Linked DNA regions of Homo sapiens: regions 1, 2, 3, 5 and 6 are each linked to region 4. A link is a loop called in an ENCODE intact Hi-C map of the cell type or tissue named here. Cell type or tissue: IMR-90. All regions are shown on one strand.

Region 1 (4,000 bases), 160 kb before region 4:
TTGTCTCTTTTCGGATGTCATGTAACCAATGCGTGTTAAAGGTCAGTTGCATCAGTTCTCTTAAATGGCAATTAAGCTATTGTCTGAGCAAACCAGAGGCATCCGGAGTGCAAGCTTCGCTCAAACCTAGGGACCTGGGAAAGGCTGGGAACAGAGGAGCAAGTAGGACACCACAGGGGAGGGCCGTGGCTTCAGGAAACGTGGGGAACACCCTGAACTGTAAAAGCAGATGCGTCAGCAGACAAAGGGGGTCATTTCACTAAAGCCTCAGTGAAGCAGAGAAATTCCAGACTTTGCCCATCACCTACTGGCAGGCTCTCCCTCCCTCTGTCCCCTCCCCACCCTCTCCTCACCCTTGTCTTTCTCTGCTTCATTATCTCACGCTCTCTCTTTCTCTCCCGCAGTTTCTCTGTCTCTCAGTCTCGATTTCTCACATCCTGTTTCTCTTTCTTCTTTACTCTTTCTCCCTCTCCTTCACCTCTCCTGGCTTCACTCCACTCCCCCCACCCACTCTGTTCCCTCTCACATTCTCATTTGGGGATGGGGGGCGGCTGACAAACCGGATTGGGGGGGTCTGACAAACTGGATTTAAATTTCAGCTCCGCAGCGTTCTCAGCTCTTGGTCTTGGAAATGTTCCCTGAGCTTCGGTTTTTCTCATCTGAAAATGAAAAAAATAATACCTAGCTCCAAGTATTGAGCTTGTTGTGAGGAATCAAACAGATAACGTTTCTAAAATTCCAAACACAGTGCCTGGTCCACGGCAGATGCTTGACTGGTGACAGCTTCCTTTCCCAGTGAGGCCCAGGGAAGTAGGCACAGTGCTTGGCACCCTGCAAGCATGCGACACAGCTTCACAAAATACCCACAGGGAGCCAGGAGCACCGCTTGAATTTTATGGATGACAAAATTGTGGTTCAAGGAAGGTAAAAGTACCCTGGTAGGACACGTAATTTTTAAAAAGTCTATAGCTATTGATATTACTATATATTAATTCCCATTCTGTCCCTCCGGTTTCTCCCCTGAACACTAATTTCCAAATCCCCAACACTCTATGGTTTAAATGATAAACGATTCACCCAAATACTGTATAATTTTTTTTTTCCTTTTGGGTCAGGGCCATGCTCTGTCACCCAGGCTAGAGTGCAGTGGTACAATCGCAGCTAACTGCAGCCTCAACCTCCCAGGCTTAAGTGATCCTCCCACTTCACAGCCTCCCAAGTAGTTGGGACTACAGGCATGCACAACCACAACTAGCTAATTTTTAAAATTTTTGGCAAAGACAGATCTCACTACGTTGCCCTGGCTGGTCTCGAACTCATGGACTCAAATGATCCTTTCTCCTCAGCCTCCCAAAGTGCTTGGATTACAGATGTGAGCCACCGCACATGGCCATGTACAATTCTTGAAGAAGCTGAAACTCATCTTTCTTTCTCGGTATAAGAAAACTCAGGATATGTTTGGACATCCCCTCCCATCTGCCCTCCCAGCCTCCTCTTCTCCAGGCTGAACCAGATCCTGCTGCATCTTTCTCAAAGACTCTCTTACATCCTCATTATGGTTTCTGCCCCAGTCCTCCATGCTTCTCTGAAGTTTAGAGTCAAAATGCCCTTTTTTGCTTTAGGGGTGAGACCTTCTCTAGCACCGTGTGTCTACAACACAGAGAGGGCAAACAGAGATAGTGCTTGGTATTTTATTTTTAAAATTTTTAATCTTGATTATATTTTGCAATGTTTATACCATTGCACAACACACGGAAGCATTAGTCACAATTTATATAGCTGATTTCATGGAGCTGAATTCTATGGTGTTTATAGCCGTTGAGTGTCTTCTCCCAGAAATTGGAAAGATGCCCCATTTGCTGTAACACACACGACCTCCACCCCATTCTTTTCCTTTGTAACCCAAACCACAATGTGTAATTGTGTGTTTATTTTGTGTTTAATGTTTATCTCTTCGCCCAGGCTCTAAGGCTCTATGAGGGCAGGGATCACATCTGTTTAGTTCACCCAGATTTCATTATATATCCAGCATTCTACACTCTGTAACTGCTTAGTCTCAACTCTGACCACACATTAAGTCATCAAGGGAGTTAACAGAAAAAAAAAAAAAACAATAAACAAGCAAAATGTTTACTAATGTTCCACAAGCTCTTTTGAATCAACTGGTCCCTGTGGCACCTGGGGATCCGTAGTCATGAAAATCCTGCCAGGGATTCTTGATCCGGGATCTGGTGATCCTCGGCAGGACAACTCACCATTCTGTTCGGTTGCCCGCTTGCCTCCTCCCGCTGGCTCCAGCTTCTGTGCCTACAATGAAGGCTGTGCCCATTCCCTCACGTGCCCGCCGTGGCCTGACACCTTCCTGGGCCCACCCTAACACATTCCTCCGTTGCTTTTAACGACTGTTTACAGCTCGCTACCTCTAGGACGTGGCTTCTGATGAAAACTGTCCAGACGCTCTGCCTCCGGTGTAATTCAGAGCCCAGCTCTCCTCCTTAAAATTCTTTTACGCTATTTTCCACAAGCATGTGCTTCTGTTGGCAGTGCCATAAGTGTGATTGATCTTTACCATAAGTTCCTTGAACTTTGCTGTGACCTGGATGCTAAGGTGGCGGGAGCTGCCTCCATCCCCACAATTTGACTGGTACAACCCGAAAGTAGGATGATAGTCTGTTCTGGTCAAACATTAACGTGGGGCAGGGACAATGGAGAGAGGGTTTGGTCATCTGGCATGCTGCAGACTGCCAGAGGAGCTGGAAAGGCTGAGTATGGGAAAGGGGAGGGATTTCATGGCCTCTTCGGGCTTTGAGTATTTGAAGAAACTGCCTATGGAAGACCAGACCTGTGCCCTGCCTCCCAAGAAACACACAGAGCTTAGACGGTGGAAGCTATCTGGGGCAAATTCAGCTCCCTGTGAGGAAGGTCTTCTAGTTGTTAGGGGTGTCTTGGTAGGTCAGGGAGGGTTTTCCAGCATCAGTCATTTTCATACCAATCTCTCGGTTTTTGCCATATTCCTGTACCACCCGTGCTTTTATTTACCTAATCTTTTTTATTTACCGAATTTTTAACCTAATATTTCCTTTAAAACAACTTTAAATTGACACACTTTGTTTCATTCCTGTTTTTAAAAAGTACCTATGGCAAAAGATATGAATAGACACTTCTCAAAAGAAGACATGCAAGCCGCCAACAAACATATGGAAAAATGTTCATCATCACTAATTATCAGAAAAATGCAAACCAAAATCACAGTGAGATATCATCTCACACCAGTTAGAATGGCCATTATTAAAAAGTCAAAACCAACAGATGTTGGTGAGGCTGCAGAGAAAAGAGAACACTTATATATTCTTGAGAATTTAAATTAGTTCAGCCACTGTGGAAAGAAGTTTGGAGATTTCTCAAAGAACTTAAACAGAACTACCATTTGACCCAGCAATCCCGTGACTGGGTATGTACCTAAAAGAAAACAAATTGTTCAACCAAAAAGACATATGCACTCACATGTTCATCATAGCACTATTCACAATAGCACGGTTCATGGAATCAACGTAGGTGCCCACCAACAATAGATTGGATAAAGAAAATGTGGTACATATATACCATGGAATACTATGCAGCCATGAAAAAGAAGGAAATCACGTCCTGTACAGCAACATGGATGCAGAGGGAGGCCATTATCCAAAGCAAATTAACACAGGAACAGAAAACCACATACCACATGTTCTCACTTATAAGTGGGAACTAAACATCAGGTACTCGTGGACATAAAGATGGCAACAATAGGCCAGGCACGGTGCTGATGCCTGTAATCCCAGCACTTGGGGAGGCTGAGGCGGGTGGATCATATGAGGTCAGGAGTTTGACACCAGCCTAGCCAACATGGTGAAAGCCCATCTCTACTAAAAATATAAAAATTAGCTGGGTGTGGTGGCACACACCTGAAATCCCAGCTACTCAGGAGGCTGAGGTGGGAGAATTTCTTGAACCTGGGAGGCAG
Region 2 (4,000 bases), 64 kb after region 4:
TTTTGTAGCTATCTAGATAGTATATGCCATGAGTTCTCACTGAAAGCTCCAATTCCAATCCAACACCACTGAAGTGTTGCTAACATTTCCCCTCACCATGTTTGTAACTACCTTCTCTTATAAGGTGAACACTGGCTGCCATCTTCTATAATATATTTACTTATTTGCTCAATACTAGAATTCACACAGAATAGTTTCAGAATTGCTATCCTGTGCCTCTATGAAAAGCAAGCCTCCCTCCACAGAACCAATGATTGTTTAGAATTTTATTCTTTGGCCCGAGCACATCTTGTCAAAGAATACATGAGTTAGTTAGTTCTTTCTTTAGCATCAGGTTAGTTTTTCTTTAGCACCAGCCTTATTTCCCCTCTTCAACATCGCTTTGAGACATGCCCTGAATCTTTGTTTTAGCCATCTCCAAAATAAGCTAAAGCCTCATTTTTGGTGCTCTGGTGCTGCTGCTGGAGCCAACACATGTCTCTCTGGAACACCAAGTAAATATTCAATGCATGTTTGCTCACTCCGCCTTCCTGTGAAGCTAATCCAACAAATAGATGACAGAAATATCTTCATTTCCACAAATGCACTTGTGAGCTTATAATAAGAGTCTTATCTCCCAGGGCTATCCACATTCCCATGGCTTCCCCATTCCCCATGTTTAGATACCAAAATCCTTCTTCACTTTTAGACAAGTCTTAATTCATCTTCCCTATAAAGGCTTCGTAATACCTCTTTACCTAAACATAGAGCCTAGCCCCACAAATGCCGTGTTCATAGATTTAGAAGCTCGTTTCATATTTATCAAGTTCTCACATTCTCCATCTTTCATATTTTAAAATATTTATTTAATTAAATTTATGAGCCAGAAATTGAAAAACATATGGAGTGAAGGGAAGGAAAGAAGGAAAAAAATAGCTCATTCATTCAACTTTTCCCAGCTGCCATTCCTGACTCGGGAGATTTGGCTGAGTTCTTGGTTAATGCCATGCAATAAAACTTCCATAGGATGCCAAATTTAGGTCCAGCATGAAAAGAAAACAAAATCCCTCCTATAAGACAAACTATTCAATTTGGAAATGGGATTTTTTTTTTAAGTCCTGCGCTTAAACCTTCATAGTGATTGTTTCCACAAGGGCGAGAATCAGCCCACCCCTTGGAAAGCTTCTGAATGGGGCAGTGTAGAAAATTTTAAGAAACATTTATTTCTCTGAATGGAGAACTGTTACTCTTGGGGGCTCTGCTTTCTCCTTTTTGGACAGAATCCACTCTGCCCTATCCCGGCTAGAAGAAGAAAAGGTGTAGCGTGCAGGCAGGGAGGACGAGTCCAGGTGCTGGACACTGCACAATGGGTCCTATTCTTTGTTATTTGCAATCCATCTTTCTCAAAGTTGGCTCACAAGAAGTACATCTCCTTGTGCAGTTAACCCGCTGGACTACCCTACCTGAGAACATGGGTGGGTACTTTCTCAACACATATAAGGTCCAACACATGACAAGTGACAGAGTGAGATGAAGCTTTCCAAACTGGCATGAGTTTTGTACAGTTTCATATATGGTCTGATTACCTGGTTACCTACGGTCTGGTCACCTGGTGACTTTTATTGTCCTGTCTCTACCTATGTATGTATGTATCTCCACCTATATACTTTTATTGTCGTATCTCTACCTATGTTTTACACACACACACACGCACACACATTATATATATGTTATGTTGCAGTTATATTTTATTATCACTTTTAAGATGGAAAGTTTTGCATTCCAGGAAACCCTCAGTCCTGAGAAGACTGGGGCATTAGATCACCCTGTGTTGCAGAGTTTTTCAAATGGCAAGTATTAATTATTATTTAGATTGCACATGTATTTACGCCCCAAACTAAAATGCTCTGAAACCACATCTTTAATAGTTGGAATTCCAGGCCCTTTCTGTGGTTCCTTTGACCTGCTATTGCAGAGAATATTCTGTGGCTGTGAATAAATCTTGGCCAATCTTCTATAAGCAAGAAAGGAGCCCAGATGCTCCCCTCAAGATGAGACCCAGAAAGAGAAGTCTGGTTGTCACCACATGATCTGCCAGGGTTTCCTAATGGATCTGCTATTTCAAATGACGAACCTGATTTGGCAAAGCCAGAGGCCCCTCTCATGACCTATGTGTAGTGAGAAGCTCCTCTGTGTGTCACTTGAATGTTGAAGGGTCATGGCATTTATTTTGAAATAATGATAACGCTTTGCTCACAGGACATACATGCCCATTTGGATCCAGGCAAGTTTTAGCTCAGGCAGCACACTGTTTTCATTACTTCTTTCTCATGGTGATGTACAGTCTAGTTTGTAAATCCAGACTTTCCCTTTCCTTGGAGTGAGTTCCTTCTCAGGAGTCTTGTTCTGCTGTCCTATGGCTTATCATCAGTTGGGAACATCCTAGTTTATTAGACACTGGGTGTGCAATACTCATACTGCCCATCTCTTCCTGTACCTATGGCTGCATGGATAAAAAGGGAAGGCGGGTCACCCATGTTTACCGGCCAGAAGCACTTGAACCCCAGAGGAAAACTCATCTATCACAGAGGGTGGGAAAGGAAGAGTTGAGGAGAGGGACTCTGCCATGGTAACTGGGCTGCAGGCCCTACGACCAGCCAAAATATTTTACTGCATGGCATTTTATAGCACATAATCATTGTCTTAGTCAGTCTAGGTGACTATAACAAATTACCATAGACTGGGTAGCTTATTTCACAGTTCTGGAGACTAAAAGGCCAAGATCAAGGTGTTGGTAAATCCAATGTCTGTTGAGGGCCCACTTCCTGCTTTGTAGATGTCCATCTTCTTCTTGTATCTTCACATGGCAGAGAACAGAGGGAGGAAGCAAGGTCTCTCATGTCTCTTTTAATAGGGCATGAATCCCATCATGAGGGCTCTATCTTCATGACTGAGTTACCACTTAAAGGTCCCATCTACAAATACCGTCATCACATTGGGGATTAGAGTTTCAACATAATTGGATTCATGGAATCCAATTCCATGAATTTGGAGAGGGACATGAACATTCAGTCCATAGCAACCATTCATGCACTGGGGCTATGTAGGGGATAGACACTTTATTCAGCTGCAGATTCGTCTTGTACAAAGTTTCTCTTCTACGATGTCATCAAGGTCTCTCATCTGTTTGTCTTTTTCTTCCCCAAACACTATAATCTGAATGGGTTGAAACCATTTTCTGATGGAAATGTATACCTTAGACCAGTGGTCCCCAACCTTTTTGGCACCAGGGACTAGTTTCACGGAAGACAATTTTTTCCACACACAGTGGGGTGGGGGATGGTTTCAGGATGATTGGAGCACATTGCATTTGTTGTGCACTTTGTTTCTAGTATTACATTGTAATATATAATGAAATAACGATACAATTCATCATCATGTAGAATCAGCAGGAGCCCTGAGTGTGTTTTCCTGCAACTAGGTAGTCTTATCTGGGGGTCATGGGAGACAATGACAGATCATCAGGCATTAGATTCTCATAAGGATCACGTGACCTGGATCCCTCACATGCACTGTTCACAATAGGGTTTGTGCTCCTTTGAAAATCTAATGCCATCACTGATCTGACAGGAGCCAGAGCTCAGGCAGTAATGCAAGTAATGGGGAGTGGCTGTAAATTCAGATGATGCTTGTTTGCTGCTCACCTCCTGCTGTGCTGCCCAGTTTCTAGCACACCACAGACCATTACCAGTCTGTGGTCTGGGGGCTGGGGACCCCTGCCTAAGACTATTGCTCATTGTCCTGTGCAATTTTGATAAGTTCCACAATGCTGGCAAATTCACCACTATTATTCTCATTATTATCAGCATTAGTAGTAGCAGTAGTATTCGCAGTAGCTAACATCTGTTTAATAATTTGACATTACTAATATTCTTTGACAATCCTGAAAAAATGGGTAATTGAGATAATTTACATTTGTTAACTTGAGATAATAATGCATTTCTGAACGAGAACATGGAGC
Region 3 (4,000 bases), 120 kb before region 4:
GCTTGGCTGTGAATTTGGTCTTCCTAGAAGGAACAGCAGAGCAGAACTTGAAGGAAAAGTGTCAACTTATCCCGCTCCCTGTAGCTATCATGGAAGTCTAAGCCAGAGAGATACCTGGCTGGGTTGGCTCAAGCTTAGGAGAGAGCCTTAACTTCTAAAGGGTTGACACAGGGACAGACTTATCCCCTGTCTGGATAATGTTGTCTGCCTGTGTGGGGTTGCATGAGGGTATGGAGTTATTTTTATTTCACTTTTTCTTCTCTTAACCACACAATGCTAGGTCTCTTGATATTTTTCCCCTCAAGTTTACTTTTAGAAATTGCATTACTATCTGCTAATCTAAACATATTAATTTCAGCCTGAGGTCTAAGGGTTTAAAGAAAAAATCTCTCTCTTTGTCTTCAGTTTCTTTGTTCAGATTCTTTATTACAAAGACATAATAGTAGAAAGACATCTGTCTGCTGGATCACAATTAATATTTACCCATGGGCACATGTAGCTCTCTATTTTCAGGCCTCCTTCACCTAGAACTGAAAAGATGTCCAGGTTACCCTACAGTGTAGGGCCTACACAACTTATTTGAAAAGGGAAAGATGATTTTCTTCAGTTCATTTAACAAAACACTTTATAAACATTTGTTATGTGCCAAGAGCTATTTTGAAGTACTTTTCAAGTATTAACTCATTTAATTCTTTCAGCAACCCAGTGAGATAGGGACTATTATTATTCCCATTGTACAGATGGGGAAATCAAGGCATGGAGAGATGATATGACTTCCCCCCAGTTGCACACCTCATTAGTGGTGGAATCAGGATTCTAACCAAGGCAGTCTGGCCTGGGATCCTTCATTCTTGACCATCACTTCAAGATGAAGCTCACCCTTACTGATACTTCCTGGTCTTATCTTTTAATTATTCAGGTACTCAATTTTCTTACTCATATAGGGAGATTGTATAATGAGATCTCCTCATTTATTCAAGTAAAGCCTGTGGTGTTTAGCTCCCCCTTGGTTCTCCTTGCTTTGTATTGTAAATACCTTGACTATGCCTTTAGCTCAGGCCTTTAGGCTTAGAGTTACAGGGTTACAGGGAGCTCATAGGGCCCTGTACAACTATTCTACAGAGTTTGAGGATGGATATAACCAAACCTGACACCCTCTTCTAGGCCAAAGCCACAGAAGGAAAGAAGAGAACAGCTTAGTAGTCAAGGGTGCTCCGTCAAACCACATAGTTTAGATTCTTAGAATCTGGTATCATCTGTGCCACCCTTGCTGAGTCACTTCCCGGCAGTCCCTGCCTTCTTATGGGCTGGAGCTTGGTCTTAATCATGAGGAATTTCAGCAGGAATGGATGTCACCAGCTCCTTATACAGTCACAAAACCACTTCTGTTGGGTTCAGAGCCATGGAGCATCCACACAGCATTCCTTCCTGCCTGTCAAGCTTCAGAAGTTTCCATGGCTTCCCCAACACCCAAAGGAAGAGGAGAGTAGAGGAAAACGGAAGAAAGGGAAGACAGAAGAAGAGAGAGAGGGGACAGAAAAAGAGGGGGAAGGGAGAAGAGAGGCAAGGATGGGAGGAAGGAAGGAAGGAAGGGACGGAGGGAGGGAGGAAGGAAGGGAGGGAAGAAAGGCTTTTCATTAAGCCTCAGATCAACCAACCTCTGGCCTGCTCTTCCTGATTCCTCTGCAATAGGTGTTCCACGTGTTGTACTGTAAAACTCACTTCCAACTTCAGCATTCTTCTGTTGTTTAAGGCCTTCTGTGACCTCTGATTTCCCCAAGTTCAAGTCCAAACTCCTAAGCATGGGTCACAAAGTTCTTTATAATCTGGTCCCCATTTTTCCTTTCTATTTTGCCTCTCTATCCTTTCCATATTCCCATTTTCTCCCTTCCCTCCTCTTCCCTCCCTTCCTCTCCTCTCCCCTCCCTTTCCTCTCTCATTCTGCCCATCTACCCTGCACCCCCTTTCCCTGCCTGCCTTCCTCTTCCCACCTTCTTCTTTTCTTCCCTACCTCTACCTTCAATAATATTAACCTGGTTGTAATTCTCTAAAACACAAATCTTCCCTCTTGCCTCCTGATCTTTGCTCAGATCTTCCCTTTGCTTGGAATCTTTTCCCCTGTTCCCGCAATCGGATGACTAACTGCCACTTAATCTCTAAAACCCAACCTAGTTTTGCTCCAAGGATACTATTCCCTGGCCCTACCACAGCGCCTCCTGTCTACCCTACAATGCAACAGCAGGCCTCATAGTATTTTACTCTCCACCTTAATGTTCTTCTCTCCCACAGGACCATAATCTTCATAAAGGGGTCATGTCCTTGACAAATTATCTCTGCAAAGCACACTATGTGGTACATGGAAGATACTAGCAAAGATTTGTCGACAGATGACATCAATAGTGTATGGCAGTGTAAACTGGGGCCCATTCCTAACAAAGAGTCTTAATATAATTTCCTCGGGTATCACACTGGGGGTGAGAGCCAGAAAAGAGGTCAAGTCATTTGAAGTCGCCTGTACAGAACATGTAGCTATTCAGATTACAGCCGGGACTAGAACCCAGCCCATTAAGCTGCAAGCTTCTCAAGGATGAGAAACACATCTTATTAATCCTGCAATTCCAGTGCCTACCATCATGTCTAGAAAGTAGAAGGTGCCTAATGAATGAATGCATGAGTAAGCTGTCACCCCGTTCTTTCTACTGCCTCGGACAATGTGGAAAAGCAACTGTGGCATTACATTGGGGTTGATCACTCTAGACAACTAAACTAAATAATTAGAGCTCTACCATCCAGATTAGGATGTGAATTATCTGCCATCGAAATTTACTGGTTAAGCTGAAAATTATCAAATTGCTTTGACTTTGTGCAGTATAAATGTAAACTGCATTTACTTCCTGAATTGATGGGTTGCATACAAAAGTGGCCCAGATATAGTATTACCACCATGTCCACAGAAAGAGGCTGCTGCTATTTTTAAAGTTCCCCTAGAAAGTAGATGATATGATCCCCCTTGCTTATTCATTCTGATGTCACTCAGACCTCTAGGGAGGAAAGTTCCTCTTTTCATTCTACTAAAATTGCTCCTACCTTGTATTTGGAATGTTTCTCCCTACAGGTCAGATTACAGATGATAGGAAGGCTTCTGATATTGAGCCATCACCCCAGTGTTTGCCCGTGTTCCTGGCTTAGTAGACAGTATAGATGAGAGACAATGAATGTCTGTGTGATGTTAATTTAACACGGACTCCAGCATGTAAGCCTGGACTGGTTAGCACTGCCACTGAGGCAGCATCTGATGGGTTGCAGAGGAGCTGCATAATGTAATATTTTTTAGTACAAACTTCAAAAAGTGACTCTGAAGTAGTCAGACTGCAAGGGCTTCCAATTTTAGCTTTCTACCTAAGTAACTTGCTCTAAGCTCACACAGCTATTACCTTCTCTGAACCTTTTTGCCCCTATCTGTAAAATAGGCCTGATAATAATATAACTTCCTTAGATACAATTCATATAACATGCTTTATACAGTGCCTAAAATATGGTGCATAATAAATGTTACACACACAGACACATGCACCCCTCCCAGCACTGTGGGTAGTTGCTCTAATGGGTAAATCAGCACCTGGGCTGTGACTTTTCTTTGGTGACTCACATTTTAAAGCATTGTTTTCTCTGTTTATATCCTCTTAATTTCTCTATGAATTCATAGCCCTTGGAACCTGCTCTGAAGATGACTGCACAGTATCTCCCAGTTCCCCAGGGCCTCCCAAAGCAAACTTCATGTTATTAACATAGCTTGTATTTTAGCAGACTGTCCCAAATATCCACCCAAATTTGATGTGAATCAGTCGAGTTATTTTCTTTTGAAATGATGATGAGAGAGAGAGGTAAGAGAGAGTTAATTTTGTTTGGCTACATGGAAAGTGAAAAGGCAGAAAGCAGGCAGAGGATAACCCACTTGCCTTGTCCTGCTTCTCATGCACAGAGCACAGATGTAGCACAG
Region 4 (4,000 bases):
ATGACTATTCTCCAATGTCTAAGTTCTCCAAAAACCTCTTTGTTTTCCCTTGACCACTGCAGTCCAGTAAATGCTACATTATGTTAAAGGTGACCTCATTTGACCTTCAAATCATCTTTAAAACTGGCCTTCCCACAGTAAAAGAATTTCAGACCATAGACTGCAACCATTGTGTTTATCTCACACAATATTGTTTTGAAGGCTTCTGTCAATGTAACTCAAGTTTGAAGCACTAAGCTGGCACTTGATATATGCTGCTGAACAGTCTAACTACAGGATATACTATCTATTATTTTAGTAGCAATGGGAGGTATATGCCAAGCCTTGTTTTAGATGCTGCAAATGCCAATGTGCCTATGAACAGTCCAGCCTTAGACTCTAAAGAAGCTCTTACTACATATTCATATTCCAGTTCATAGATCTTTCTCCTAGACTTTGATTTTCGGATTATTTAATTGTTGTATTATTACTCAATTTTGTATCCATTTTTGCTTCATCTCTTTCCTTTGTCCTAATCCTTTGGAGGGAATAGCAACAGCAATGGTGAGGAGAAAGAGCCCAAGAAAGGTAGACTTGAATTCTGCTCTTAATTCATTCACTCTGTGATCACTGACTTCTCTCTTTACTTCTCTTATCTCAGCGAATTTATATGTAATATTAGGAGAATAGAAATGCAAGGGACCCTAGGAATAAAATAATTACTTATTGAAAATAAATAGTCAAAGACGACTATTATCCAGGTGTTAGAGATGGAAAGGTAAATCAGATTTGGTCCCTGACCCTTAGGGGCCAGTCTAGCAGGAAAACAATCTTGGAGCCTAGAGCTTTTTCCTTGTACCCAGCACATGCCTTAAACTTCGTGAGTGCTGGAGAACCAGATGTTAATTTGGGTGTGGGATTTTGAGCTAGTTCTTTTACCATAATTGCTATTTCCAAGTGGAGCTGATCGTCTTTCTACTTTCTCTTTCTAGGGGAGAAAGACATATTCTAGTATAGATCCTAGGTATTCCCATCTGACCTATAAATTGACTTTGTGATACAGCAGAAAAGGCATAAATTAAAATATTATCTTCTGTTACAAATTCCATAGTTTTGGATAAGTCATGTCCCTTTTTGTGCCTCATTTTATCCCACTGATAATAAGTGGTTTGAATTAGATGAGTTCTGGGGTCCCTCCTACTTTGAACATTCTTTGAGTTGAAGATCATGGCCACATCACTCAGCCCTGCTACTGGTGCCCAGGCTCTGGCCTTAGGAGTATGTGTCTAAGCTATTTGGTTGTCTCTTTTTCTGCCCCTTTCTCCCTTCAATCCATCTCTAATATCTGTACACCAGATCCACTGCCTTGGGCCTACTATATGTATTAGGTTGGTGCAAAAGTAATTGCGATTTTTGTCACTAAAAGTAACCGCAAAAACCGCAGTTACTTTTGCATCAACGTAATACTTCTGCTTCTCAGTTTCTCAGTTCCTTTTTTCTGTCTAGTGCTTTTCTTCTTGAAATTAGAATCGTTCTCTCCCTAGATTTTACCAACCCCCCTGATTTGGCAGAGGACTCTCAGCTTGAACCATATCTTGCTCCTGTGAACCTGTTTTCTTCAAGGCTTTGTAGTCTCTATTTTATAAGCAACACCTATGGACTTCTGAAAAAACGACTTGAGAATGCTGTTTTTTATGTTTTACACTCAGCTCCCTATAAATTACCATGCCTTTGTATTTTGATCATTTCTATTACTGTTCAAGGTTACATAACCTCATTCTATGCTACAGACTGAATGTGTTTTTGAAATAAAAGGCAGGGGAAAACTGTCATTAGAGGTAGTAAAATATAAAGCTTTTTTATTTCTTTCACAGTCTCCCTTGACTTGTCATGGTCGTGTTGTTTTTCAATTTGCTATTTCATGTTCTAAATAAAGAAAAATTGAAATGATAAATTACTAGCATAGATTTACCATTCATCTTGATATTGTGCAATGACACTTTTAAATGCAAACTAAGAGTATTTCATTCCTATGAGATTACCGAAATCACACAATTTATACTTCATAGCTTGTACACGCATATATATTTTGCTCTTATCAGAACACTGTAAACACTGCACGAAACCAGTTCAAGTATTTGTACTTTTCTTCTTAATAATATGCACATTCTATCAACACTCTCTACCTTTGACTTACTGATGAGTAAGAGGACTGAAAAGAAAAGGCACTATGGTTTGCCCTATCTTTCTCTTTCCTTCTATGGTATCATTTTCAGTGCAAGTGGTTGACTAATAGAGGAAGTAACATGAGTAATAAAGGATATGACAGAGTCCCTTGCTAATTCTTGTTTCTTAGAATGTCCTTGCCCTCTTTCTGGCTTGAATGGAAAATGTGGCCTCCTGGGACTGTCAGTGGTGTGGTCCCCACATCCTTAGTTGTACACATAACATGCTTACCGTGTGCTTGCTTTGAGTCCCTTCTGAGCTCCCATGCAATGTAGACTCATCGGAATCCCGTGCTCATGGGATTTTATGAACACTATATGCAAATAGGACAGCAAGAAATGGCAGTAAACGCTTTTATTGTTGCTATCTCCTCTGCTCCTGCACATGCTCCATGGTATCGTTGGACTTCACTTACAAAACACAGATACAAAGACAAAATTACTAAGAATTACCAAGAATTTTAATTTCAAGATGGCAACAGAGTATTAAACCAAAGATGAAGTCGTTCTGAGTGTGGGGTTTGCGAGATGGCACAGGTGGCACTCCCAGGAGCTCGTCTTGGCCAGGTCGCACCCTTGAGTCCATTGGAACCTGAATCTCACCCTGCTCTGCTATGCTATACTGACTCCAGCTGAATTCAAGGAGTTACAGTTTGAAACTCTCCAGACTCCAGTGGCCATCCCACTTGTGGTGAGTAGCTTTAAATAAAATATGCTCACAAATTATTTAATATACTTTCCTTTAAAAAATGGAGCTTAATTCCTTTCAAGTGTGGACTATTTTTAGTGACTTACCTCTAAAAAATATTATATGGCAAAAGTGATGAAGTATGATTTACAACAATTGATCCTGGAAGATACTGCATCTTCCATCTTGCTGTCTCTCCTAGATCACTTGCTCTGAGGGAGGACATCTGCTGTATCATGAGGACGCAAAACCATCCCATGGAGGGTGCTACATGCAGAGCAGCTGAGGCCTCCTGCTAGTTGTCAGTGAGGAACCGAGGCTTCTTGCCAATGGCCATGTGAGTGAGCCATCTTGCAAACAGATCCCCTAACCCCAGTTAAGCCCTTCAGGCAAACTGCAACGTTGTCAAGTCTTAACTGCAACCTCATGAGAGACCCTAGGCCATAGCCACCAGCTAAGCTGCTCTTGAATTCCTGACTCAGAAACTTTGAGATCATGAATCTTTGTTGTATTAGGCCTCCAACCTTAGGGGTAATTGGTTATGCAGCAATAGATAACTAATATACCATTATTTTCAAGCGGGACTATAAGCTTGGTACAACCCAAACACCAAAGTATATCCAAGAGTTTTCTTGGCCATGTTAGGAAGTCTCAGAAGACCTCAAAATGAAAAGCAGACAAGCCTCTACTCATAGAGTGCACATTAGGCCGATATAATATTTAGCTTTTCTAGATGCTTTATTTTTTAGGCACTGTACAGTAAAACCAGGGCTTCTTTCCTTGCCTTGATAAATGGTGAATGACATTGGATGCCACTCTCACCCCCATATGCTCACCAAAGGGAGAAGAATTGCTCACCTGATTGGTGGGAGTCATAGCAAATGAAATAGGTCCCTGTGCCACAATTCTGCCAGACTCAGACCTCACTTGTCATTTGGAGGAGCAATTTTGAATCACATTCTCCACTGTTCCTTGCAGGCCCCCAGCAGTAGTAACCCGCTGCTATGCGCAGTGAAAATCAGCTCAATTAGACAGCCTTGCGCATGCTTTCCCCCATCTCTACTTCACTCCCCTTTCTTTTCCCACTAACTTCCTGTGATCACCTCTT
Region 5 (4,000 bases), 56 kb after region 4:
AAACATTTAGTCCATCGTAATGAGGAATTGCGGAGTCAGAGGAATATGTGCTTGTCCTTTTGATGGATGTTGACAATTGCCCTTCAATGAGATGGCTCCAGCATACATTTCCGTAAGTGGTGGGTGGGCAGTGCCTATTTCACCCAGCTTTTCCCACATGGTGTATACATAAATTATTTTATTTTATTTTTTCACAGGTCTTAAATGTGGGAAATAGTCTACAGTTTGGAAGACACCAGAGAAAAATGCTCCACAGCTCGCCCTGGTGACTCACTACAACTTATGGGAAGATGTGAGATTATTCTGTATTCTAATGTATGTTAGAAGGCACACTCCACCCAAAGCCTTCCTGTGTGTTCCTCCCTGTGAGCTCACATCCCGTTCACCAGCTGACTGGGAAGGGAAGTCAGGACCAGCCCTGACCCCATCACACCATCATAACCTCGGGATGGCAGGGCTGGAAGGCACCTCAGACGTCATCCTTTGCAGACTCTTCATTTTACAGTGAGAGGCATGACGTGTCCACAGCTGGTTAGTGCCAAAGCCTGGGACAGGCTTCACATTGTCCAGCTCTTAGTCAGAGCACTGTTGACAATGTCTGCCTTCACTTGGAATTCAGCACCTGCTTTCAGTATAAACCCCTGCATTTCACTAAAACTGAGCAGACTGCTGGTTTAAAAAAGAGAGGTCCATCCAGCAGGGATGATGCTTTTCCTCGTTGAAAGAGGACATTCACCTAATGGGAGACCTGGAGTCAGAATCTTTCTGATGTGTGACTTGGCACAGTAACACAATGCAGGATGCTGGTGTGTTAATAAAAATAAAAATTGCATCGCCTACCTCAGAGTCGACAACAATGTCAAGGAGTTAATGTGAGTACATCTGAAAATGTTACTAATCATGATGATGATATCAATGTCTTTTATTTGCAAGTTCCATTTGTTTTTACTGAAATAATTACTCCTGAGTGGGGCTAGAAGCCAAGCACTTGACAAGTTTGCTCTTTGAACCAGTATGGTTGTGATGTGATTTGGAGTTCCTGCTACTCCTCTCCTCTAAATTTCTTGGATTGGAAACTGTCACTCTTCAGTTAGGAATGCTGAACGGATCCCAATGCTTTAGCGGTGGCCTGGACAGAATGAACTAGGGAGGCTACCACATTTGTTTAAAAGTGCACTGTTCTAGACATCTCTATAAGGAATAAATTACTGGGCTCTGTGCTAATCTGTTTGTATGGCTATAAAGGGATACCTGAGGCTGGGTGATTTATAAAGAAAAGAGATTTAATTGGCTCATGGTTCCACAGGCTGTATAGGAAGCATGGTGCCAGCATCTTTTTCTGGTGAGGGCCCCCAGAAGTTTAAAATCATGGTGGAAGGTGAAGGGGGTGCAGGTGCATCACATGGCAAAAGCAGGGGTGGAGTCAGAGGGCAAGTGTTCCATGCTCTTTTAAACAACAACCAGATCTTGCATGAACTCAGAGCCACAACTCAGTTATCACCAAAGGGATGGTACTAGGCCATTCAGAAGGGATCCACCCTGATGAATGATCTAATCACATCACAACCATACTGGTTCAAATACAGATGTGCTGATTGTTAAAAGACCGAACTACTTCTTTACTGGTTGGTAAATAGTCACTGCTTCAAAAACCCAGGGTGACACCCCATTTTGATCACTTCTTGTTCACCCCATTTGTGAGGGAGAGATTCCCCACCCTACACAGAATGAGATGGCTGAACATGATACCCAACAATGGACAGATGAGATTAACAGCAGTTTAGTAGTCACATTTACTCACAGCTCACAGGAGGAGGATGCCAAATGCCTTGCAGGGCCACATGGAGATTGCACTTGGGAATAGAGTGAGCAAGCAGAGGCTGTAGGAGGCCGACTCTGCAGTAACAAGAGGGTGAAGTGCCCCCTGATTCCCACTGGAGGAAGTAGTTGGTTTGTCTGAATACTTTTGTAGGCTTGCAGGGAACTAAAATTCACTAGGTTGAAGGCCACGTGGTGTGCAGCTGGTCTACATGAGAGGTGAGTGAAGGGGTATATGTTACAAGACCAGGAGAATTCACAGTTAGGCCTTTTTGGGTCCTGTGAAGCTAAAACACGTCAAGGCAGCACATGAAATTTTAGGCCTTGTAATAAACACGACCACTCACTTTCCAGCCCTGTACCCAGCTTGCATCTGGATTGCCCCAAGATCCAGCAACAAAAGCATTAATGTGTGGTACAGCAGAAACCTCCAGTCCCTGATCCAGCACAAAGGCTACTTGCTGTCCTTCTGATTTGGTCATGCACATGCTTTACCAGCTGTTAAATATTTTGAATATCATCCTGGCCACAGCCATTAACACATGGTAGAGCACTGTGACTCAGACCCTTTTTCTCTCCTCCTCCTTGTCCAAAGCTCCCAGGAGTTTTATTCTTCCTGTTGACTGTACAATTGGAATGGCCTGAAAAATCCTTATCTCCCCCATCCCTTCTTTAAAACCTTGTTCCATCCAGTTGGAACTAGAAAGGAGAATGAACTAATTCATACTGAGTTGCTGGTTATTCACTATTTCCAGGAATATTTGTGTTTTAAGAATAGACTCTGCTTTAAAGGAATTGTGTTTTAAAGAGTAGACTCTGATTTAAAGGCAAGCCATGAGCCTGCAAGCCAAACCTAGCCCACACCTGCTTATGCACAATTCTCAAGCAAAGAATGATGTTTATATGTTAAATGTTAAAAAAGAAAAGAAGAAAGAACATGCGATGAAGACTATATGTGGCCTGTTAAGACTAAAATATTTACTATTTGGATCTTTATAGAAAAAGTTTTCTGGCTCCTCACTTAAAGCAAAGATTATCTAATGGTAGAAATGAGGACATTAATAATAGGCTAGGACACTGATTTTGGAGCAGGAGTTCTCATCTGGTTCAAGTGGAAATGCTAAAATCAGAGAGATAAACAGAGAATAAAACCAGATTAGAAAGCTGAAGTCGATAATGCCAAAAGGGCCATTGGCAGGAGAGTGTTCAGGACCAAAGAGCTGAAAACAAATGTAAAGAGGCATAAGTATATTAGGGCAGAAAAGGTGGTTCTGGAAGGGTTGCCAAACCCATCCTGATATATATTGTTTTCTTAAGGGCCCAGGAGCTGGGGAGTCTTCAAAAAACAAAGGTAGACATAGATGGAATGTGCAACAGTGAATCAAAAACCATGTAAAACTGACCTACCTGAGGACATAATTTTTTGTTCTCTTCTTACCCTCATATGCTGTTACAAAGAAGAGGACTGGAGGGTTTGAATGGTGTCTTCCAAACAAGACATCCTTGTCTTTGAAATATTAAATGCTAATAAAATTGGCACTTGATATGGCCTGGAATTGAGATAAAGAAAATGGGTAGGCCAGGCATGGTGGCTCATGCCTGTAATCCCAGCACTTTGGGAGGCCAAGGCAGGGAGATCTTGAGGTCAGGAGATCGAGACCATCCTGACCAACATGGTGAAACCCTGTCTCTACTAAAAATACAAAAATTAGCTGGGCGTGGTGGCACATGCCTGTAATTCCAGCTACTCAGGAGGCTGAGGCAGGAGAATCACTTGAACCAGGGAGTCAGAGGTTGCAGTGAGCTGAGATCGTGCCACTGTACTCCAGTCTGGGGACAGAGCGAGACTCTATCTCAAAAAAAAAAAAAAAAAAGAAAGAAAGAAAATAGGTTAAAGTAACATGAATAAGAACCTTTTTCATAGAAAGGATTGGAAAGGTGAGAATGAGTTTCTGAAGGACTACGTGGAGTTTCTCTTCCTGGAGCCACCTTATGGCAGTCTGTTGTGCCCAGGAGTAAGGCCTTCCTGGCACCTGTGAATCCAACTTGGCATTTCTGCCTCCTGGAACCCCAACAGAGTCTTGGAGGCAGGCTTCTGGCCCGGCATTTCCACTACGTGCTTGCATGCATCTTTGTTTCGAAGGGAGGATTGGTGGGTGGGGTGCTGTAGTCTGGGAGACAG
Region 6 (4,000 bases), 170 kb after region 4:
CTTTTGGTCAAAACCATTCGACAAGTCTCTAGAAAGTTTCACACTTTCCCACATTTTCCTGTTTTCTCCTGAGACCTCCAAACTGTTCCAACTTCCGCCTGTTACCCAGTTCCAAAGCCACTTCCACATTTTTGGGTATCTTTTCAGCAACACCTCACTCTACTGGTACCAATTTACTGTATTAGTTCATTTTCACACTGCTGATAAAGACAAACCTGAGACTGGGCAATTTACAAAAGAAAGAGGTTTATTGGACTTACAATTCCATGTGGCTGGGGAGGCCTCACAATCATGGCAGAAAGTGAAAGGCATGTCTCACATGGTGGCAGCAAGAGAGAGAACTTGTGCAGGGAAACTGCCCCTTATAGAACCATCAGATCTCATGAGATTTATTCACTATCACAAGAACAGCACAGGTAAGACCTGTCCCCACGATTCAATTACCTCCCACTGGGTCCCTCCCACAACAAATGGGAATTTAAGATGAGATTTTGGTGGGGACACAGTCAAATCATATTATCATATAAGCAGGATCTAACTTTAGCATATGCAAACACTGTATATGTGTGATTCTTTGAATTGCCCTGCAAGCCAATTCTAACATCTTGATGGTTCCCTTATTAATTATTGAGCAATATAAAATCTTTGACATGTGCTCATCTTACAATATCTAGGTGTTTTGGTTTTACCTTTTAAGAATAGATTAGCTAAAGAGAACACACTGCATGTCAGTTTTCCCAGAGCCTCACCATAAGCACAGCTTTTCCTCAACATTATGAAAAAATGAAACTTTTCCTTAGCAACATTGCATAGTTATTTTTTACATTCCTGTCCTCTTAAAGGGTGCCCCATTTCCTTTCCCTCTCATCTCCCCTTTTATTCCCCTTTCTGCCACCCCAGCCAAGTGGTCTTCATCCATTCCCTTGCAAAATTAGTTATCTCTTTTTTTGCCACCCCCACCCCAAAATTAATTTTCTATAAAAGCCGATACTCATCATCATTACAGTGTAGCTGAGATATAAACATTAATGTGCACCCTTTCGTACAGCACTTCTCTAGCATTTTGCCAGGGAACAAAGGTTTCAGCTAGAGAAAAAAAATTCTAAAGGTTGAGACTTCTGGGAGAAAATCACAGATCATTTCGTAGTAAAGTATAAAGGCTTTTCAGATACTCTGAAATCAGACTTTGTCACCTTGTGTCCCCCCACAAAAAAATAATATTTTTGAGTGATAACCAGTACCAAATAGACAAGTCAGGCTGTTTACCAGTGGAACAGCTCCAGGTTATGAAAAATAATGCTGAAGGACAGGGTCCTTTGCTAGAAGAATGTCACTTGAGGTACAATACTCTGTCCTAAACAGTCAAACAACAGACACACAGTAGAATAAACATGTTGAGCACACAAAATGAAGAATAACAATGCATTGAGTGTGTGTGTGTACAGTGTGAGAGGGAGGCAGTGTCAACTCTCTGCTGCCACCTGCTCTGGAATGGAAGACGCTGGGTGTTCAGAAGACAACCACATTGACTTTCCTACCCTGGCTCTTCGTGATCTGCCATCTCCAAACTTTTTAAGTTTTCACACAGGGCACATGGAAAAGAAGACAAGCAGCACTTTCTGAAAACATGAGTAATGGGAAGGCTTGATCAAATGAGCAGGCAAGGCCATCCCAGGGGCTTCTCCTGATATTACTTCTCTTCATGATGTAACCTGCCCACTCTCTATGATCCGCAGTTAAATTGCTAAGATAGGTTTTTGGGTTGGACCCAGAAACCGTCAGAGTCTCGTGGTCTTAGGGATCAGGATTGCTACTACCTCACCCCCCCCCCCCACTCAGTTTAAATGGGGACAACTGATGTCTAGGGACACTTCCAGAGGTCTCAGGCTATAATTAGCTGATGAGTATCCAATCTGAGGTCTTAGATATAATGAGCTGTAGCCGACAAGGAGAATTCAGGCACCAGCACTTACCAGATATGGCAAGCTCCACCTCTCTCTTTATTCCCTTCATCTTGCTTCTGCCAGCACTCCCACAGACCTCGTGCAGGGCAGTGAGCCCATGGGAAAGAGCCAAGAATTCCTTCATCTGGGGCTGTGCCTCTGCAACCCTGAAGATTTAGGGCCAGAGATGATCCGCTTTTCAGAACTCAACAGCCAATCTTTGGAAAGAACCTATGACTCAATAGCAGCCATGCGATTCAGCCTGCACCCCTCCACCCCTCTGCCCTCACACCCCCAACTTCCAAATATGGATAGAGTTAATGTCCCACTTCTGAAACACATGTGATTGTACAGTCATTCTTCAGTCACACCACCTGAAGATGATTTAGTCCATGGAATTCATCAGAGAACAAAGAGCAAACCAGCTGCTGATTGATTGGGGTGGTGTCAGAATCAGAACTAGAACACAGAGTGGGAAATATTAGGGCCAGGAATGCATCAGCTCATTTAATTAATTTTCTGAGAATCTTTGGTTCTAGTTTCTCTTCTGCTCTTCTGTCTTATCTCACTACCAAATGAGATAATTTAAAATAATGTATATAAAAGTGGTTTGAAAATAATAATATGGAATATAATTGAAATAATAATTGGAAAAACAATGAAATGAACATAATATGGAATATCTATTATGCACTGGCCAAGTGTTTTATATAAATTATTATATCTAATCCTTAAAGCTGAAGCTCAGAGAAGTTAAGAAATTTGCCTATAAACACAGAGATCTGTCTGATTCAGAAGTTCCTCTTTTGACAGTGCAGCTATACATCTCCCAAGCTGTTTACTTGGGGTATAGACCCTGATGGCTGTTCTAATGCTCTTCAGCTTTTGGGCTGGCCCCTCTAGCTGTCTTAATGAAATACAAAACAGATCTCTACAGTGTCCCAAACAAACTCCTTCATATGCCTCCACACTCCAGAACAACTAATTGCCAACGAGGAGTTAGTGATGCAATGGCAAGGTGGGTGGCTTTGTATGAACAAGAACAAACAAGGATCTTGCCTGAAGGACACATACATTCCACCAACTCCTATGCCAGGAGACTCATTTCCTTTCAAATACCACCCATTTTACAGAACGTGTCAGTGCCCTGAGTAAGCCCCACCAGCTCTGTGTCTTTAGTTTCCAAACCGGGCTGAAACAGTGGGTGTTTAATCATTGTTTTTATGAGCTCCTGTATGTCAGCACTTTGACAGATGTTTTAAATAGATCAACTCATTTAATGCACTAGTACAAACATGTGAAATATCCCCATTCTACTGGTGTGAAAACTGAGGCCAGGAGAGGTCAAATTGGAAATTCTACATCCCTGATCAGAGCCACTAACCAAGATGCAAAAAGCAACGAAGAACCTCCACAGCTAGTAACTGACAACACGTAGGTCTTTGTTAGTGGCCAACTTATTTGACCGGAGCATCCTTATGGTTATTGAAGGAAGGTTGTACATTATTGTGGTTCCCTAAGCAGGTTGTACAACATTTCTCTCCCTCTCTGAAAAGGCTGATGTCACTTCTCTAGGTGATGTTTTGTGGTATGTGATAGGGCTGGATCACATATCTTTTAGACATCTATTATTTCATTACGTAAGTCTTAGGCTCAAAGGAATTTTTAGGAGTCATTTAATAAAATAACATGCGTTGAATCCTCCCATCTTTTTAATACTTTATAATTTCTTTCTTTTTTTTTTGTTTTTTGTTTGTTTGTTTGTTTTTGAGACAGAGTCTTGCTCTGTTGCCCAGGCTGGAGTGCAGTGGCGTGACCTCAGCTCACTGCAACCTCCACCTCCTGGGTTCAAGTGATTCTCCTGCCTCAGCCTCCTGAGTAGCTGGGACTACAGGCGCCCACCACCATGCCCAGCTAATTTTTAAATTTTTTAGTAGAGATGGGGTTTCACCATGTTGACCAGGCTGGTCTCAAACTCCTGACCTCAGGTGATGCACACGCCTCGGCCTCCCAAAGTGCTGAGATTACAGGCTTGAGCCACTGCACCCAGCCAACAC

The links. Peaks named below come from ENCODE experiments on the same cell type or tissue, not always from the same donor. Only the 100,000 strongest peaks of a DNase experiment are listed, where the experiment ranks them.
Region 1: it touches region 4 in a loop (5-fold over the local background); 2 of 110 quality-filtered maps call a loop at or near these places.
Region 2: it touches region 4 in a loop (4-fold over the local background); 4 of 110 quality-filtered maps call a loop at or near these places.
Region 3: a loop joins it to region 4, with 9 times the contacts of the local background. A loop is called at or near these places in 6 of 110 quality-filtered maps.
Region 5: it touches region 4 in a loop (4-fold over the local background); 5 of 110 quality-filtered maps call a loop at or near these places.
Region 6: it touches region 4 in a loop (2.5-fold over the local background); 2 of 110 quality-filtered maps call a loop at or near these places.

What each region holds. Positions count from the first base shown.
Region 1 is chr2:217,064,356-217,068,355 of GRCh38, forward strand. LOC105373873 (a long non-coding RNA gene) reads right to left here and starts at 2,560. Exons shown (of 4, transcript XR_923877.3): 1 at 2,256-2,560; 2 at 561-659. RefSeq lists an enhancer at 1-967. In IMR-90, no CTCF peak of the experiment used is centred here; a DNase peak (open chromatin) is centred at 1,876; H3K27ac peaks cover 2,315 bases.
Region 2 is chr2:217,285,152-217,289,151 of GRCh38, forward strand. All of the region lies in intron 1 of DIRC3-AS1 (DIRC3 antisense RNA 1), which reads left to right. The region is part of intron 12 of DIRC3 (disrupted in renal carcinoma 3); the gene reads right to left. Among named protein-coding and RNA genes, the nearest start is that of DIRC3-AS1, 4.4 kb to the left of the region's middle. In IMR-90, no CTCF peak of the experiment used is centred here; a DNase peak (open chromatin) is centred at 1,880; H3K27ac peaks cover 3,009 bases.
Region 3 is chr2:217,104,657-217,108,656 of GRCh38, forward strand. No RefSeq gene overlaps it. Among named protein-coding and RNA genes, the nearest start is that of DIRC3-AS1, 180 kb to the right of the region's middle. RefSeq lists an enhancer at 710-1,909. In IMR-90, a CTCF peak has its summit at 2,220; DNase peaks (open chromatin) are centred at 1,285 and 2,165; H3K27ac peaks cover 3,164 bases.
Region 4 is chr2:217,221,300-217,225,299 of GRCh38, forward strand. No RefSeq gene overlaps it. Among named protein-coding and RNA genes, the nearest start is that of DIRC3-AS1, 59 kb to the right of the region's middle. RefSeq lists an enhancer at 2,064-3,263. In IMR-90, no CTCF peak of the experiment used is centred here; a DNase peak (open chromatin) is centred at 2,202; H3K27ac peaks cover 3,634 bases.
Region 5 is chr2:217,277,401-217,281,400 of GRCh38, forward strand. No RefSeq gene overlaps it. Among named protein-coding and RNA genes, the nearest start is that of DIRC3-AS1, 3.3 kb to the right of the region's middle. In IMR-90, no CTCF peak of the experiment used is centred here; DNase peaks (open chromatin) are centred at 471, 1,861 and 2,371; H3K4me3 peaks cover 928 bases; H3K27ac peaks cover 4,000 bases.
Region 6 is chr2:217,391,668-217,395,667 of GRCh38, forward strand. The region is part of intron 8 of DIRC3 (disrupted in renal carcinoma 3); the gene reads right to left. Among named protein-coding and RNA genes, the nearest start is that of DIRC3-AS1, 110 kb to the left of the region's middle. In IMR-90, no CTCF peak of the experiment used is centred here; a DNase peak (open chromatin) is centred at 2,214; H3K27ac peaks cover 2,140 bases.